Regions from separate parts of the Mus musculus genome. Here region 2 is linked to region 1. Evidence: chromatin contacts called from ENCODE Hi-C or POLR2A ChIA-PET data. All regions are on one chromosome and are shown on one strand. The core of a region is the stretch at or near the end of the contact, and the rest is flanking DNA. Distances in the headings are between cores, read along the strand shown. Region 1 holds the start of Rundc3b (RUN domain containing 3B). Region 2 holds the start of Abcb1b (ATP-binding cassette, sub-family B (MDR/TAP), member 1B).

Evidence for each region. Hi-C counts contacts between places; a loop is a spot of excess contacts on that map. ChIA-PET counts read pairs that join two places held with the same protein, here RNA polymerase II (POLR2A).
Region 2: a loop to region 1 is called in a map of v-Abl transformed pro-B cells, with 2.2 times the contacts of the local background. The contact joins the promoter of Abcb1b here to the promoter of Rundc3b in region 1. A Hi-C loop is called at or near these places in 1 of 37 maps with a recorded cell type or tissue (v-Abl transformed pro-B cells). POLR2A ChIA-PET finds 5 or more read pairs at or near these places in 1 of 5 experiments (embryonic stem cell).

Annotation. Positions count from the first base shown.
Region 1 is chr5:8,621,146-8,625,591 of GRCm38, reverse strand. It overlaps Rundc3b (RUN domain containing 3B), which reads left to right and starts at 2,640. Exons shown (of 11, transcript NM_001347311.1): 1 at 2,640-3,104. The coding sequence starts at 2,980. All of the region lies in intron 2 of Abcb1a (ATP-binding cassette, sub-family B (MDR/TAP), member 1A), which reads right to left.
Region 2 is chr5:8,796,398-8,800,843 of GRCm38, reverse strand. It overlaps Abcb1b (ATP-binding cassette, sub-family B (MDR/TAP), member 1B), which reads right to left and starts at 2,697. Exons shown (of 28, transcript NM_011075.2): 1 at 2,555-2,697; 2 at 2,038-2,108. The coding sequence starts at 2,102. Gm5106 (predicted gene 5106) reads left to right here and starts at 2,321. Exons shown (of 3, transcript NR_152133.1): 1 at 2,321-2,900.

The DNA of each region.
Region 1 (4,446 bases), core at 1,391-3,890:
TTCCCCTGTACTGGGTCATATAAAGTTTGTAACACCAAGGGGCCTCTCTTCCCAATGATGACCGACTAGGCCATCTTCTGCTACATATGCAGCTAGAGACACGAGCTCTGGGGGTACTGGTTAGTTCATATTGTTGTTCACCTATAGGGTTGCAGATCCCTTCAGCTCCTTGGGTACTTTCTCTAGCTCCTCCATTGGGGGCCCTGTGTTCCATCCAAAAGCTGACTGTGAGCATCCACTTCTGTGTTTGCCATGCACTGGCATAGCCTCACAAGAGACAGCTATATCAGGGTCCTTTCAGCAAAATCTTGCTAGCTTATGCAATAGTGTCTGTGTTTGGTGGCTGATTATGGGATGGACCCCCGGGTGTGGATGGTCCATCCTTTCATCTCAGCTCCAAGCTTTGTCTCTGTAACTTCTTCCATGGGTGTTTTGTTCCCAATTCTAAGAAGGGGCGAAGGAAGTGTCCACACTTTGGTCTTCGTTCTTCTTGAGTTTCATGTGTTTTGCAAAATGTATCTTGGGTATTCTAAGTTTCTAGGCTAATATCCACTTATCAGTGAATACATATCATGTGAGTTCTTTTGTAATTGGGTTACCTCACTCAGGCTGATGCCCTCCAGGTCCATCCATTTGCCTAGGAATTACATAAATTCATTGTTTTTAATAGCTGAGTAGTACTCCATTGTGTAAATGTACCACATTTTCTGTATCCATTCCTCTGTTGGGGGGCATCTGGGTTCTTTCCAGCTTCTGGCTATTATAAATAAGGCTGCTATGAACATAGTGGAGCATGTGTCCTTATTACCAGTTGGAACATCTTCTGGATATATGGCCAGGAGAGGTATTGTGGGATCCTCTGGTAGTACTATGTCCAATTTTCTGAGGAACCACCAGACTGATTTCCAGAGTGGTTATACAAGCTTGCAATCCCACCAACAATGGAGGAGTGTTCCTCTTTCTCCACATCCTCGCCAGCATCTGCTATCACCTGAATTTTTGATCTTAGCCATTCTGACTGGTGTGAGGTGGAATCTCAAGGTTGTTTTGATTCCCATTTCCCTGATGATTAAGGATGTTGAACATTTTTTTCAGGTGCTTCTCAGCCATTCGGTATTCCTCAGGTGAGAATTCTTTGTTTAGCTCTGAGCCCCATTTTTTAATGGGGTTATTTGATTTTCTGGAGTCCACCTTCTTGAGTTTTTTATATATATTGAATATTAGTCCCCTATCTGATTTAGGATAGGTAAAGATCCTTTCCCAATCTTTTGGTGGCCTTTTTGTCTTATTGGCAGTGTCTTTTGCCTTACAGAAGCTTTGCAATTTTATGAGGTCCCATTTGTCAATTCTTGATCTTACAGCACAAGCCATTGCTCTTCTATTCAGGAATTTTCCCCCTGTGCATATCTTTGAGGCTTTCCCTCACTTTCTCCTCTATAAGTTTCAGTGTCTCTGGTTTTATGTGGAGTTCCTTGATCCACTTAGACTTGACCTTAGTACAAGGAGATAGGAATGGATCAATTTGCATTCTTCTACATGATAACCTCCAGTTGTGCCAGCACCATTTGTTGAAAATGCTGTCTTTTTTTCCACTGGATGGTTTTAGCTCCCTTGTAGAAATTTTCTTAATAATTAATTTTTATTTTAACATAATTATATTTAAGAGGTAGAGGTGAGACTTTGTCCTGATTTTAGATTTTCAAAATTTAAAAACAAACAAACAAACAAACAAAACCTGAAGTCTGGACATACTTACAGGCAGTCTGAGGTGAATGTCAGAGGTCAGGGTCTCAAGCCCGTAGCCTCCCATAGGTAAAGCCAGAGGTAAAGCCAGAGAAGTAGAGACTACAAAGTGGTCCTCCCAAGGGGCTTATTGGGACTCCAAGGCAGGATTTCCCTCTGCCCTTGACAAACCTCCTCCATGGCTCACGAGCTGCAATTCAGTTCAGATCTCACTGCACAGAACCCAAGACTGGACATCCCCACTACACTCGTTTTTCTATGGTCAATGTGGTTTCAAGGCTGTGCTGGACACTGAGTAAGATGAGGTGAATTCTGACCAGATTCACGGGAAGAGAAATGCCATGGGCGCACTCCCTGATGCCACTGTGTCGTTGTTTGTCAGGTTCAAAGGGGGCGTTTGGGACAAATGGAACTCTTCTTCTATTCTAGGTAACCCCCACTTCCCACCCCACCCAACTATGGCATTCTCCTGCTGAGGCTACTGAAGCCTCAGGACCAGGAATCTGCCATGAACTTAGCCTTGTCAGGGTGACTATGGACCACAGTCACCGTGGAGTAGGCACAGCAAAGCCGGCTTTCCAAGCCAAGGCTGCCTCGCCGGGCTCACCAAGGTGCTGCACGAGCCGACCCGCGTTCTGACAGAGGCCCACGCGCCAGGGCGGGGCTTAAGCGAGCCTCTTTAAAAGCTCCTGGGGCGGGTCCCGCCCCCACCTCTCGTCATTGGCTCTCTCCGTAGCGGCCTTGTTCCCATAGGTGCAGGGGGCGGGGGCTGAGTGAGACAGGCGTGGGGAGGGGGGCTTCACCTCAGCGGCTCCGCCCTGCTGGAAGAATGACGTGCGGTTAGGCCTGCGGGGTGACAGGCTCGCCCGGGCGCTGGTGCGGCGTCCCTGGAGACTCGGAGCCCGCCCTCCCGCCCGCCCGCCCGCGCGCGCTTCTCTCGTGGACGGCGGCGGCGGCGCGCGCGCGCGCGAGCGAGGGTGGAGGTGGCTCGTGCGTGCGTGTGAGTGAGCGCGTGTGTATGTGTGAGAGAGCGTGTGTGAGTGTGTGTGCACGCGCGCGTGGAGCCTGGGTACCGGTGCCCGACTGACTGCCTTCCACACCCTGCCTACTCCGCGCCTCCTTCCTCGCCTCTCTCCCGCCCGGCGGGCTGCCATCGTTGAGAGAAGGCCGGGGGACACAGGTGTGCGAGGCTTGCGGGACCGCTGGAGACAAAGGGGGCGCGGAGGTGAGCCCGCCATGGCCTCCCGGAGCCTGGGGGGCCTGAGCGGGAGCCGCGGCGGCGGCGGCGGCGGCGGCGGCAAGAAGAGCCTGAGCGCCCGCAACGCTGCGGTGGAGAGGAGGAACCTGATCACCGTGTGCAGGTGCGGGGCTGCGGGCGCCGGGCTGAGGGAGGTGCTGGGGCTCGGCGCTGCGGCCCGTGCCGCGCGTGTCCGCGGGCCAGCGGGGCCCTGCAGAGGGGCGGGAGCCTCTCCCCGCGAGGCCGTGGGCTAGCCCTCGCGTCTCAGGGTCCTCGCTTGGAGGCTGCCCGGGGAGGGCCGGGGCGGAGCCGGGGAGGAACCGTTTGGAACCGGCCAGCTTGCGTCTGAGGAGAAGAGGGCGGAGGAAGAGCAGCATCCAGCTGCTGTAGTAGTTACTGAGATGTCCCCAAATCCCTGTGCGTTCTCTTGCTGTCGCTTGTTGGCGTACGCATTTTCACTCCTCTCCCTCGGCCCTTATCTGTATTGGGTATCTAAGTCTTGTCAACTACAGTGCTTGTGCAATTGTGGAAGACTCCTGGTCAGTCCTTTTGGGCATTTATTTAAGTGCTTCCTGGTTGTAAATGTAGCCCTTCCTCCAGGAATTATAGAAATAGATCATCACTATCTATAAATCAAGAATTCAGAAAAAAACTGATTTTGAACAAGCTGATAAATTTTCTTTAAGTCTTATAATATTCTAGGCATCCATCTCTTAGTAACTACTCAGAGCCAATACGCTCTGTTAAAAATGATTTTGTTCCATCATACTGGTTAATCATCAACTACTGATAATTCTCTTGTTATCAGGTAAATGATGAAACCTTTCCTGCCTCTCTGGCTTATGTCTATTTTTTTTTTTCCTTATGTAAAATCGTGGCTAGCATCTTAAGCAGATTGCAGATATCTGTAGTAGGAATGACATTCAGTATTTAAGCAACTTTTAAAAAGTTGGATTCTAATGAATGCTCATCTTTCAGGAAGAGCTTTGCTCACAGTTTGCATTGTAAGTGGTAAAGTAATATAGACTATATTTATCATTTGTGCTGTGTAGAATACAAGCTTTTGGGACAGATGGGCTTTATTACATTGTTTTAAATTGAGGCAAATTTCTATGTTAGATTCATAGAAAAATAAGCTAGTTGGGTAGTCTTATCTTTTAAAGATATTAAAATTATTTTTTTAAAGAAATGAGTTTCAAAGCAGGTTCCAGCCTAACCTGTGCTTCTTGAATCATTTATGCTGCATCAGAGCTTCAGCGGACTCAAACTTCCCGATGGTTTAACATTGGAAGGTGGACCAAGTTGATCTAGTGGAAATGTAACGAGCTCATAACAAATGTTGTCATTAGTTAGTGTCTTAGTACCATCTCCTCATTATCTTCATTGTTTTGTCAGCTATACAATAATGTTGGACTAGATTTCTAGGAATTTCAAATAATGGACTTAAAATGAATGATAGCCATCAA
Region 2 (4,446 bases), core at 1,448-3,947, 180 kb before region 1:
CCATTAGTTTTCTTTACCTTGCTTTTTGTACACAATATACTTAGGCGCGTTGGTGTACACATGCTAATTCCAGCTCTTAGGACACAGAGGAGGGAGGAGAAGGAATTACAAGTTCAGGCCAGCCTCGGCTACACAGTAAGTTTGTGGACAGCATCCACATTACTCCACAGCAAGGCACTATCTCAAGAACAAAACAAGCCTTGTGTACACACAGGTGCGTGTGTGTGTGTGTGTGTGTGTGTGTGTGTGTGTGTGTGTGTGTCTATGTGTGTGTGTGTGTGTGTACATAGTTTGTTAAGATATTATGCTAAGCAATTATCTCCTAAAACATTCCACATGTTGGGCATATGTGTTTCGAGCTGAACATAAATAGGACATGAATATTAAATATAAAAATATGGATTTAGAGTGGAAGAGAATGTCCTCCTATTCATAATTTTTATTACATATGAAAATTACTATGCCTGGTGTACTCAATGCTTTTCCAAACTTGATTTATTTACCTTTTAGTGTTGACAGAAAGGAATTTCAAATTTCAAATATGTCTCACAATTTATCTCTCTTAGCACCAGTCCAGAAGCCCGGCTGCCTTCAGATGAAACTCTTGTCTCCCCAATCCCTCTGTGTGCTGAGTGACTTGACAGCCTCTGATCCCTCTGTGAAAGTGCTCAGAGCAAACTCTCTCCCAGGAAAGGGTACTTTCCTCTCTGAATGGTTCAGACCCTTTGCTTATCCTCGCCGGTGGACAGGTGGCGTGCTTTCCGGTGTGATAGCTGCATTTTTCTGTAACGAAGCCTCTCTTGTATGCTTTGTATTTCTCTCTTACTATGTTTCCTTGCACTCAGAACATTGGTGGGCCACTAAATGTAATGCTTCTAGAAATCACTTATAGCATTTACTTTCTTCGAAGTTCAAACCCTTCTCGATTGCTCTTATGTCTGGTTTGTGGGGTTTTGGGGGGTTTTTTTGTTTTTTTTTTGTTTTTTTTTTTTTTTTTTTTTTTTTTTTTTTGTATTTTATTTATTGTGTTTGGATGCATCCACAAGCGTGACAAGCAAGGCAACGGCCTGTGCAGGTCAAGATCAACTTGAAGCTTGCAGTTGGTTTCTGATTCTACCACATGGGTTCTGGAAAAGGAATTCAAAACTAGGCTTGCCAGTCTTGGAAGGAGGCCTTTGGGACCATCTTGCTGGTCCTCCTGTGTCTTCTGACCAGTCCATTAAATCCTGCTTCCTTGTTTGTTAGTACTGGAAACTCCAGGCTCACTTTGTATTTTCTCTGCAATAGGTCTGGCTGAAGTTAACTGTTCTATGCCGTGTACCTTTCTTTACTAGAAAACTTCAAGAGTGTCTTTCTGTACTACCCTTTTCAGTGGACTAAAAATGAGTGACTGAAAAAAATCATACTGATGTTTCTTATTCTAATTTCACATTATTAAATGTAAAGTTTACTTTCACTTTGTACTTTCCCTCTTTATACTGAAATCTTGTTTCCGAATACTATTAATATAGCTACTAATTCCTATTATCTTAGTTTACAATTTTCTATATATAATGAACCCACTGAGGTAAGTTTTTAATTACTGGCGACACGCAGTCCACTATGATAAAAATATATTGAGAGTAACTATTTTCTCTTAGCAATTACAGTTTCAATTTTTCTAATTTAAGTATAGGTAAGCAACCTTAAACCATATAACTGTATTGTTCTGTTTCACCTGTTATGCCACATTCTGTGTTTGTATACGTGTTTATCAGAAGATAATGGGCCACAGTGAGCACCCAAGCAGCATAAGGCTCAAGGCATGAGCGATCAACAGCGCTCAAAAAAGCCGAGGTCATAAAACTAAAAAGATGTGAGTAGAGGCTGAATTCACAGAAGCATCCATCTGTCACACACATCTGAAGGACTGCTCCAAGCAGAGGAGTTCCTTCCAAGGGCTGAAATAACGCCCACGCCCACTAATCATTTAAAACAGTGCCGGAGGCTACAAATTGGCCAGAATGTACAAGCACGAACGTGAAATAATTTGGCTACCTCTTTTTGCCCATCTTCGAGAAGTTCTTGTCTGCTCTTCCCTTAAGGTTCTCTTCAAACTCCATCACCACCTGAGGAGAAACCAGTTCATTAGCCAAACACGTGGCCGCGGGGACCAGAACCTAGGCAGAGCTCACTGCCCCACGGAGCCAAGAGAGGAGGAGGAGCCCCGCCCTGATGCTCCTGGGGCCGGGCCTGGGGGTAACTCACCCCGGGGAATCCCGGGAAGCTGTGTCACCCGCGTGGACCGGGTGCTCGGCTCTGGGTCCCGCCACCCCGCCCTGCTGGGTCCCTTCCGCCCTGGCGCGCTCCTCCACCAGCCCGCGGCTGCGAGCTGGGCAGCGAGATCCACAGCACAGGGCTGGCGCGGAAAACACCGTCCTGAAGGCTGCTGCTGCGGGTGCTCTTGGAGCGACTTGTGGCTGTCGCCACTTGGTCCCCACAGACTCAAGAGGACGCTACCACCCGGACCGGACTCAGGCATCCGGAGCACCGCACTCTTCCGAGAACTGCCTACCTCACGTGCCACCTCCGGGTTTCCTTCGCAAAGTCAGCCAAGATGTAGAATTTGGAAGTAGCTCTGAGTTGAGCGGAACCTCAGAAGATGGAAGCAGCGGCCTCAGCCTCTTACGGCTTCAAGAGCCACTGCGGGAAGGAGCCAGAGGGCTTCCTCGGGCCCCGGATTAAAATAGATGCCAGCGGCCGCCCTAAGGCCCGGCAGCCAATCAGCCTGGTGGGTGGGATTGGGCATGGGCAGCTGGAGCGGTTGCGAAACAGGAGATACTTCCAGGCTTACCCTGATTTTTTTGAGAAGGGCGCTGGTTCCCTCAGACATTTACATAGACTTGTCTTTACGTGTTCAGGTAAGTGTCCATACAGAAGTGTATATACCTGGATAGTACACAGTTGGTTCTCTGATGAGTCATACTTAAAAAGACACTTTCCCTGACATAGCTAATCTAATATAATTAATAAAGCAACCAGGGACCTTGCTTATTCTGTAAAGTTTTTTTTTTTTTTCTGACAGCATTGCTTTCTAGGCTGGTAGAAATTTTTCTGTGAAATATATATATATATATATATATATATATATATATATATATATATATATATGGTCTTGGCTTGGATGATAGTCCTATACAATTTCAAGGTAGAAATGATATTTCAAAGTACATAGTATTTTCAACTTCTAACTCTGGAATCAATATCTGTGTTTTTTCCCAGGGCATATCAAGTTCTTAGATGTTCTGGAATTCTGACTGATGCAGATATTTGCGTGTAGCAGGTCTTTTTCTGTCTACTTGTAACTGACTGTGACCTAACTTGCTGGCAACTCAGTGGCTGAGAAATGTCAACCTGAGATAGACAGAGTTCCTTGTCTCAATGACATTGAAGCACTGACCACCTGGGTGGAGACTCCTGTTTCTTCTACCAAGATGTCTGTTTCCACAGATAGCAAGAAGTAGCCACCTTTGTTTTTATTTAACTCATTGTCTATGGGGTGAGCTGGGGTCTCCTTCTTGAACAAGATGGAGATTTTACTTGGTCTTTAAAATTGGCTTTATTAAGGTAAGGACACACCACGAAAGGAGATCTGTGCCTTACCTGCTCCTCGGGGGCTTCAGGGTGAGGACAGAGCAGTTTGTCATCCTAGGGCCCAGACCATCTTTTCCCTGGCTGTTAGTGTGGTTACCTCATGTCTGACTACGAGCCCTGTTACTAGCTCCCAGGCCTGCAGGTTCTTCCGCTCTTCAGCTTCCTTTTAACCCCGGCACCCCTTCTCATCTCAACATGCGTGGGACTTGCAGTTCACCCTTAAAATCTGTGGGGAGCGAGCTCCTTCAGCAGAACTGTTAAATATAGCACTTTAAGGAGTTGTCACTTGTGTTACCAACAGTAATGACAGGAGCAAGGCTCGAAAACAAAGCTATAAGGTAGGTTTATGAGATAGTGTTTAGATTTAGGAATGACAGAGAGTGCAGCTCCCTCACCTAATTCAGCAATGTCAACAGTACAGCCACCTGCCATCCCAGCTTCCAGTGTTCCGGTGATGTACCAACAGGGAGAGAATGCACAGCCGTCCTGAAAGCCCGAACCATGTATTCTGTATCCCCTGAGTGACACATATGCCTCTTCACTTGCTGCCTTTCCAAGATGCCTGACCCATGCCCCTTATGACTAAGGACAGCTTTGAATGCAGCCCAACAAAAAAATTGTAAACCTACTTAAAACATTGTTTAAGATTTTTTTGTGTGTGTGAACATTTTCTGTAAAGCATGAACACTGTAGATAGGAATGCTGGGTCCCAACATCAAAAGGCTAGAAATGCCCAGAAGAAGAAAACTTCATTGTTTGTCAGAAGGTAAAGATATTTCTTCTTCTTTCTGCACTTAACCCACATCAACACCA